Linked DNA regions of Homo sapiens: region 1 is linked to region 2. Evidence: chromatin loops called from intact Hi-C (ENCODE). Cell type or tissue: heart right ventricle. All regions are shown on one strand. Each heading gives the region's core, and the rest is flanking DNA. Links, peaks and the distances in the headings are about the cores only. Region 1 has its middle 28 kb from the start of PPP1R3C. Region 2 overlaps HECTD2-AS1 (HECTD2 antisense RNA 1).

Region 1 (4,403 bases), core at 322-4,321, 75 kb before region 2:
CTCCTTACTCTACTTTACTTTTTTCATAGCACTCATTTCCATCTTTACCTGAATATTATCATTGAAAAATTATATTTGTTTATCCCCCCACCCTACTAGAATATAAGCTCCTTGAGGACAGGGACTTTGTTCACTTTATTCTTCACTCTGTCTTCAGAATCTAGAATTGTGACTGACACATAGTAGATACTCTACATAAATAGTTGTTGAATGAATAAGAAAAAAACTAGATCTGAATATCATTCAAACCAAGAATTCCATAACTTAGGGTATGGTGGGTGGCTTTGGAAATCCAGCATTGAAGACAATGAGGTGCTATTAGACAACGCACTTCTACCTGAAGGAAGCCCCAAACTTAGTTGCCAAGCAACCACTATTAGCATATAAACAAATATTAAAGCACACATCATAAATAAAATAGCTAACAAGGCAGTTTTTCTATACCCAACCAGGCATTTTCTTGTTATTGTTCAATATACTTGAGTCAAAAAGAGAGATGCAACTAGTTATTTCTTGCTATAAAAGAAAAAAAGGCCACAAGTTGTTTATTGCCAAGAAGAATAACTCAATTGCAATTTAGTATTTGGAAAGTGTCCATCTAAGCAAGCCAGAATTTTCATTGATTTTTCTTTTCTTTTTTAGTTTTTCTTTTAATTAAAGACTATTTTTCAGAACTGGTTTAGGTTTACAGAAAGTACAGAGAGTTCCCATATACCCCATTCCACTTTCAGTTCCCCCTATTATCAACATCTTGCATTGGTGTGGTACATTTGTTACAAATGAAAATCAATAGAGATATGTTATTATTAACTAAAATCCATAGTTTACATTAGGATTTGCTCTGTGTGATGTACAGTTCTATGGGTTTTACTAAGTGACAATGTAATTCACTGCCCTAAAAATCTGCTGTGCTCTAACTCCCTTTCCTTCTGTACACCCCTGGCAACCACTGATCTTTTTATCACCTCTATACTGTAGTTTGGTTTTCATTTTACTAATTAAAAAAGTGGTCCTCGTAAATGGGAGAGGAGTTGAAGAGAAGTAAATGACAAAAAACTGAAGGCGTTCTGTCCATGTAATTCTCCATTGTATCTTCTGTATCTAGAATAGTGACTCAGGGATAACTCAATATAACCTGTTTACATTTTAACGTATATCCTTACATATGTGATTACATATATGTATATATATACACACACACATATATGATCATATATATTCTTATATGAGGGGTCTTTAAAAAATCATGGAAAATGTATATTATGAAAAAACCATGGATGCATTTCAAAATGTTTTTGCACTAAAATAAAATCACAGTAAATTGTTGCAGTATGTCTGAACAGCATCTAGCTTGAGGCATTAAGAAGGATAAGACATTAATTTGAAATGACTCCCTATCAGAACAGATGATTTCTACAAAAATTGAAGCAAGAACAAACGCCAAATTTATAGTGAAGCTTGGGTGGAAAAATGGTGAAATTACTGATGCTTTATGAAAAATTAATGGGAACAATGCCCAAAACAAATTATTAGTTTACAAATGGATAATTCATTTTAAGAAGGAATGAGACTGTTGAAGTCACGTGAAGCCCACGTGACTGACCATCCATATCAATTTGTGAGAAAAAGATTAATATTGTTCATGCAGTAATTGAAGAGGACTGATGATTAACACCAGAAAATAGCCAATACCATAGGCATTTCAACTGGTTCAGCTTAAACACTTCTGACTCAAGAATTAAAGTTGGGCAAACTTCCGCTCAATGGTGCCAAAACCACTGTCCCCAGATCAGCTGCAGACAAGAACAGACCTTTCAATGGAAATTTTAAACAAGTGGGATCAAGATCCCGACGCATTTCTTCAAAGAATTGTAACAGGAGATGAAATATGGCTTTACCAGTATGATCCTGAAGACAAAGCACAATTGAAACAATGGCTACCAAGAGGTGGAAGTTGTCCAGTCAAAGCACAAGTGGATCAGTCAAGAGCATAGGTCATGGCAGAAGTTTTTTGGGATACTCAAGGCATTTTTCTTGTTGACTTTCTGGAGGGCCAAAGAATGATAACATTTGCTTATTATGAGATTGTTCTGAGAAAGCCAAAGACTTGGCAGAAAAACACCTGGAAAGGTTTCACCGGAGAGTCTTTCTCCACCATGACAATGCTCTTGCTCATTTCTCTCATCAAACAAGGGCAATTTTTTGGGAGTTTTTGTGGGAAATCATTAGGCATCCACCTTACAGTACTGATTTGACTCCTTCTGACTTATTTATGTTTTCTAATCTTGGAAAGATCTTTAAAGGGCACCCACTTTTCTTCAGTTAATTATTTAAAAAAAAAAACACATTGACATTGTTAAATTCCCAGTTCTTTAAGGATGGACTATATGGCTGGTATCATTGCTTATAGAGTATCTTAACCTTGATGGAGCTTATGTTCAGAAATACAGTTTATATTTTCTATTTTTATCTTTTAATTTCATTTTCCACTAACATTTTCTTTTCTTTTCTTTTTTAAGAGACAGGGTCTCACTATGTTGCCCAGGCTGGTCTCAAATGATCCACCCACCTCTGCCTCTCCAGTAGCTGGGATTACAGGTACACACCACTGCACCCAGATTCCGTGAACTTTTTGGAGTCCCCTCATGCATACAGTCTAATATGTATGAAAAGATAATCCACTTATACCAAGATTTTTAAAATGTTAAATATATTTTGGACATCCTGCTAGGCACTTCATACATACCGTTTTCAAATCTTCACCCTGTCCCCTAAACCCTGTCAAAACTGAGAAATTACAGTTAAGCTCAAGGTACTTTTTAACTTCCTGTTGGAATTTATAATCTAATAATAACAACAATAATAATGGACATTTGTAGTTTGCAAAAAAATTCTCACATAAATGATCTTATGCTCACACCAATCTTTTGAATTATTATTTGCCAGGCATGGTGGCTCATGCCTGTAATTCCAGCACTTTGGGAGGCTGAGGCAGGTGGATCATTTGAGCCCAGGAGTTTGAGACCAGCCTGGCTAACATGGCAAAATTCCATCTCTACAAAAAATACAAAAATTAGCCAGGCATGGTGGAATGCACCTGTGGTCCCAGCTACATGAGAGGCTGAGGTGGGAAGATTGCTTGAGCCTGGAGGCAGAAGTTGTTGTGAGCTGAGATCATGCCACTGTACTCCAGGTTGGGTGACAGAATGAGACTCTGTCTCAAATAAAATAAAATAAAATAAAAAATGGAATAATTTTTAACTTTATTTCGCTGTGAGCTTAAGTGGCTTGTCCTGGAAACAGATCCAGTTTTAAGTTTTCTGTCGCCAAATCCTGCACCCTTGCATTATTGATTAACACAGCTTGTGGCAAACCAAAACTTTTTTTCCCCCTTGTCTCAATGTTTAACCATGTCAACTGCATTTTAAACTTGTGCAGTTGTTTAAGTTCAGTAATGTGCATACTTTTCTTTCAATGAACATTCAAAAATATTTACTTAGCAGCTATGATTCTCCTGGGAGCTTTGTTTACATTGATAAATAAGACATATTTTGTCTTTGCTCTTGTGGGGCCTAAAGTCTGTTCAGTTTACATTCATTTGGTTGTCTAAGTTACAGTGGTGAAGGCTTTTTTGAGTTCCTTTTCACCATTAAGCTATTAGATTCACTTTTGTACCATTTGCACATTTGGAAAACATATTTTATGTTTTCATGGAAGTCTTGGATCTTTATGTCAAGTCCTTTATTTTCTTTCTTGATGGATTTAAAGAAGAAAGCTAAAGATGGAGTTCTGTTTGGGCAAGGTTGCTCAACAAGTTTTGTAGCTGCCTAACATTTCTTTGTCTTGTTCATAAGGATATCATGAAAGACTTTATCAAATGATATTCCAAACATGTAGGTCACTGTAGACATCAGGAAAAACTGTCACATGTCAGTTTTTCCTGATGTCTAGTGGTTAAATGCAGGGATTCTGGAGCCCAGATCCAAATCATGGCCCTACCAGCTATTAGCTGTATGATCTCTGGCATGTTACTTGATTTCTCTGTGCCTCAGTTTTCTATGTTTATAAATATATTTATACATTTGAAGTTTATTAATTAATTGTAAATTGATAAATCTCAGTAAATCTGAAAGTCTAAACAAAATAGATGATTTTCTAGGAAAATATAAATGAGTAAAATTGGTACAGGAAGATATATAAAAAACTCAGATACACCAAAAATGACAGAAGAAATGCAAAAGATTGTTAAAATTTTCTTTTTAAGGAAACAAAAACCTACTTAAATTGTTTACAATGGAATTCCATCTAATCTTCAAGGAAGAGTTAATTTCTGTGTTAGTCAAATTATTTCAGACTCTGAAAAGGTATGGAAAGTTCCTCAATTAATAATATGAAACAAGCAT
Region 2 (4,403 bases), core at 298-4,297:
GCCATGAGCTCTTTCTCCAGGATATTCTTCCTCAATTCTGAAGGGCCTCTGGAACCAACATGTAATGGTCTGCTTTTCTATTCATGAAGGAGGACGACTTTGTGTCTCTGAAGAGTTACAGTGCAAAAATGTATCTGACAGGCACCCTAATAAGCCAATGGACAGTTTGCTCATTGGGGCTGAAAATGGAAAACACACAGATGTACATAAAACACGCTGAAAAGAAATTAACATGGACCCACTTGTGGGTAAGGATTGATTGCATAATGTGATGTCATCCTGTTGGATGTCAGCTAGCCAGGGAAACCCATAACTGGGTCATGACTATTGGTGTCGGGGGAGATGTTTCCCCTCTAGATTCTGGGGGAAGAATAAGAGGGCCGTGATGAGTCATAGGGAGCAGTGGGCTGGGAGGCTTCTTCATAGAGTAATTTGAGGATTAACTATGAAGAGATGCATAAAGGGTTCAGCACGGTACCTGCCCAGTAAGGGGTAGTTCTGTTTTCATCCCTAAAGATGGATGATTCTGGCTGAGGACTTATTTGCTTCTCTGTTTCACTGACTCCCACTAGTTTTCTTATATTTATCTCATGGGAGATGACAGGAGATGACTCATACCAAGTAGCAAAAAGAGCCAGCACGCTGGCTCCGGTAAAATGTTGTGTGGGGCAGTAAGGAGCTAATAATAATAATAAGGTATAACAGCTACGGCTTCACTTAATTTACACTTTTTATGTCCCAGCCAATGGGCTAAAAGTTTAGGTGTGTTACCTCAGTCATTTGTATGAGGTTGGAACTATTTTTGTTTTGCTTAACAGATAAGAAACAACCATTCAATCCTATGAGAAAGGAACTATTTTTACTCCTGTTTTACAAAGGAAAAAACAAAACTTGGAGTGGTCAAGTGGCTTGCCCAAGGTTACTTAGCCGGTAAGGGGCACAGCCAGAATTCCAGCTGTGGCACGTGATCTGACTCCAGAGATCAGGTGTGAAAATACTTCCTGTACTGCCTCTCAGGAGGCTGGACATGAGGGCTAAATAAATTAGAGGTGGTGGAGTTTTGGTGACTGTCAGTCTCATGTTGTCTCTAGCCCCTTTGTTTTGTTAACCAGATATAGACAACACATGTCTAGTAAGAATATTGTCACAGACTAAAGAGAATGGGTTTTACAAGAAGACACCTGGGGCAGCATAAATGATTGCCATAGCCATGACAATCCAATGAAGTGAATTTCCAAGCAATAAGTGTTCTGTGCTCATACCACCTTGCACCTGAAAAGCATGCATTGCATTATGTGTATTCAATTAAATAAAAAAAATAAAAAATATACTGGCTCAGTGCCTGGCAAAAAGTAGGCACTTAATTGTAAGATACTCTCATCTGTACCTTTATTTCCCTAATGCCTAACACAGTGCTTAGCAAGTAGTAGGTGCTTAATACATATAGTTTTTTTTTTTTTTACTAGTAGCACTTAGTACTTAATAAAAATGACTATCAATGTTCCATGCTAAACATTTCAAGACAGTATCACTTCTGCCCCTTATGCTCATTCAATGAAGTTGTGGTTAATAACCCCATTTAGCAATATGATTTCCTTTAATGGAAGGAAAAACAGGCATATGGAGGTTAAATACTTAGGATACCGAGCTGTCAAGCTGGTAAGTGGCAGAGCCAGGGGTTTAAGTGAATGGGTTATCAGAATCTCCTTTGATGGTTCCCATAGTGACCAGAGGAGATGAGTGTCTGTCATTCTCTAGGTTATCTGTGGGCCATAGCCGGAAGCTTACTGTTTCTTAGATTCTTATTTCTTAAAAAAAATTGTGCCATCTTAGCTTTCTACTATATCTATGGTTAATTCAATCTAAATTAATGTTTGAAGCCATTGACAAGTTTCATTACTTAAATCATGCTCTCCCCCAATCTTTGTATTATCTTGATGCTTCAGAAAGATGCACCATGTTTGTCCTGTGGCTTCCCATTCTCCTGGCAGACCACCAGAGACATGCGCATTCTAGGTTGAACATGGGGCTGGGGGAACCTGGGAAGCTTCCTGGGAGAAGTGAGTTCTGAACTAGAATTTAACTGGCTGGCAGAGGGAAAACTGGGACCTGGATCTTACAGCTCTTCTTCCATGCATTCCCCGCTCCTTACCCCAAATCTGTTCACACTTTATCCCTTGGTAATGGTAGAGCAGAGTGGAGGCTCAGTACAGAGCTTGGAATATATGAGATTGTCAGTGGCAAATAAATGAATGAATGACTGAGTGGATGGATGAAGTCTGGTCAGTGATGGGCATCAGCATCCCCTTGGAAAGGCCAATGGCCTGAGAGAAGCCAAGGTGGGGCTTTATATTGTGAAGGGCTACCTGGAGGAGGAGGCTACAGCCACCAAGGACACCTTAACCTTACCACCTCCACTTCTAGGTTTTAAGCTATTATTGATGCTGCTGTGATCACTAAATGTCAGTCAGTGAGGGAGCATCTTGTGCCACTAGAACTGGGCACTCATAATCAATTGGGAAGGTAATTTAGAGGGCCCTAGAGATTTTCTAGTCTATTCTTCCCATTTTATAGATTAGGAAATTGAGGCATAGAGAGGGAAAATGAATGATCCAAGGCCACATGGCTTGGTGAAACTGTTCATTGCATATTCAATAGCCATTTCTTGCTCCTTATTCCTTCCCAGCAGAACCCCAGTTTTGATTGATATTGGGCTTCCATGGTTTGATGGAAGACCTTACCCCTCTCTGTCCCTAGAGAATAAATCTTGGTTAGTTTGAGCCAATCATAATCATTTTATCCTCTTTGCCAGGGACTGGTTTGGGATGAGCATGTGGTTGAATTCTAACCAATGAAACATGAAGTGGGGGACTTTGGGGAAAGTTTTCCCCCATCTTAAAGAGCAGTGACAGTAAGGGCTACACAATCTTAGTCTCTATGGTTTTAGAGTTTGCTGAATGAGGACAGGGTGCTTGATGTACTTGCAACCAAAAGAGTCACACCGAGGACAAATGCCGACACACTGTGGTTGGCCAATTTGCATGATGAAAAGAACCTGAATCCATGGTGGTGTCACTGAGCCACTGAATTAACTAGCTCTGGAAATGTTCTACCTCTGGACTTCTTATCAAATGAGACAGCAAAATGTCTTTATTGTTTAAAATAGTTGACTTGAGCTTTCTATGATCAGTCACCCAATGCATCCTTATTGATACATATCACCAGGTAGGATCAGATTCCCAAATCAGTGTTTAGATGGCCCTTTGAAGTGGCTGGAGTGATCTCTGAGACCACCAGGAAGCAATAGCAGAAGTAAAGTGTTTGGGATTATCCATTGGGTTGCGTCTCGATTGCTCCTGTAGAATATTAGAGGCTCCCAGGAAGATCCCACAGACTAGCCTTGGATTTGGACATAAACTTTGTAATCAGTAGAATTAGGGTTGGCTTCTATATTTTAATGTTAAATATGATTTTTGCTTATTTATTTACTTATTTATTTTTGAGATAGCCCATGAGGCAGGAAACACAAAACAATGATTTTTACCCTCAAGGCTTTATTTTGTCACATAACACTAGTTGTGGAAGTTCCATGAAGACATTAAGGACTCGGACTCCTTACACATTATTTCCATGGTGTAGCCCTCACCCTCATGTGCAAGATGGCTGCTAGAGATCCACCATCACATCTATGTCCCAGACAGCCAAATAGGAAAGGTGGGAAGAATGTTACCCCTCCTTTGTTTAAAGGTTGCAATAAGATTATGTTGTTTTCTGAACTGCTCCTCCTCATTTCTTCTCCCCTCTTTTCTTTCTCCCTCATCCCCAAATGCCAACACAGGGGCTCAAAGAAGAGCCTCCTACATTTCAGGTTAGTCTTTTGATATGTAAGTGCTCAATAAATGTTTGTTTCTGATGATGAGGGGAACAAATGACTCCCTTTGCATTCCAGGTTCTGGGGCAGGGCTGACGCTCCCCAGTGTCTTGCAGAGCCGGGCAGGAAATGACAGAATGGACATAACAGTTTGGTATAAGAAAAATGAGAAGTGGGCTAGGCGTGGTGGCTCCCTTCTATAATCCCAGAACTCTGGGAGGCTGAGGTGGGTGGATCACCTGAGGAGTTTGAGACCAGCCTGGCCAACATGGTGAAAGCCCATCTCTACTAAGAATACAAAAATTAGCTGGTCATGGTGGCATGCACCTGTAGTCCCAGCTACTTGGGAGGCTGAGGCAGGAGAAATGATTGAATCTGGGAAGGAGGCTGCAGTAAGCAGAGATCACACCACTGCACTCCAGCCTGGGCAACAAGAGCGAGACTCCATCTCAAAAAGGAAAAAAAAGAAAGAGAGAAAAATGAGGAGTGGTAGCAACCCTCCTGAAAGGAGGTACTGTTATTCAGCTGCTGC

The links. A loop is a pair of places that touch in the nucleus more often than their neighbours do. Peaks named below come from ENCODE experiments on the same cell type or tissue, not always from the same donor. Only the 100,000 strongest peaks of a DNase experiment are listed, where the experiment ranks them.
Region 1: it touches region 2 in a loop (11-fold over the local background); 1 of 110 quality-filtered maps calls a loop at or near these places.

The regions. Positions count from the first base shown.
Region 1 is chr10:91,659,214-91,663,616 of GRCh38, reverse strand. No RefSeq gene overlaps it. Among named protein-coding and RNA genes, the nearest start is that of PPP1R3C, 28 kb to the right of the region's middle. In heart right ventricle, for the core only: no CTCF peak of the experiment used is centred there; no DNase peak of the experiment used is centred there.
Region 2 is chr10:91,584,433-91,588,835 of GRCh38, reverse strand. The region is part of intron 1 of HECTD2-AS1 (HECTD2 antisense RNA 1); the gene reads left to right. Among named protein-coding and RNA genes, the nearest start is that of HECTD2-AS1, 25 kb to the left of the region's middle. RefSeq lists an enhancer at 1-104. In heart right ventricle, for the core only: no CTCF peak of the experiment used is centred there; no DNase peak of the experiment used is centred there; H3K27ac peaks cover 1,978 bases.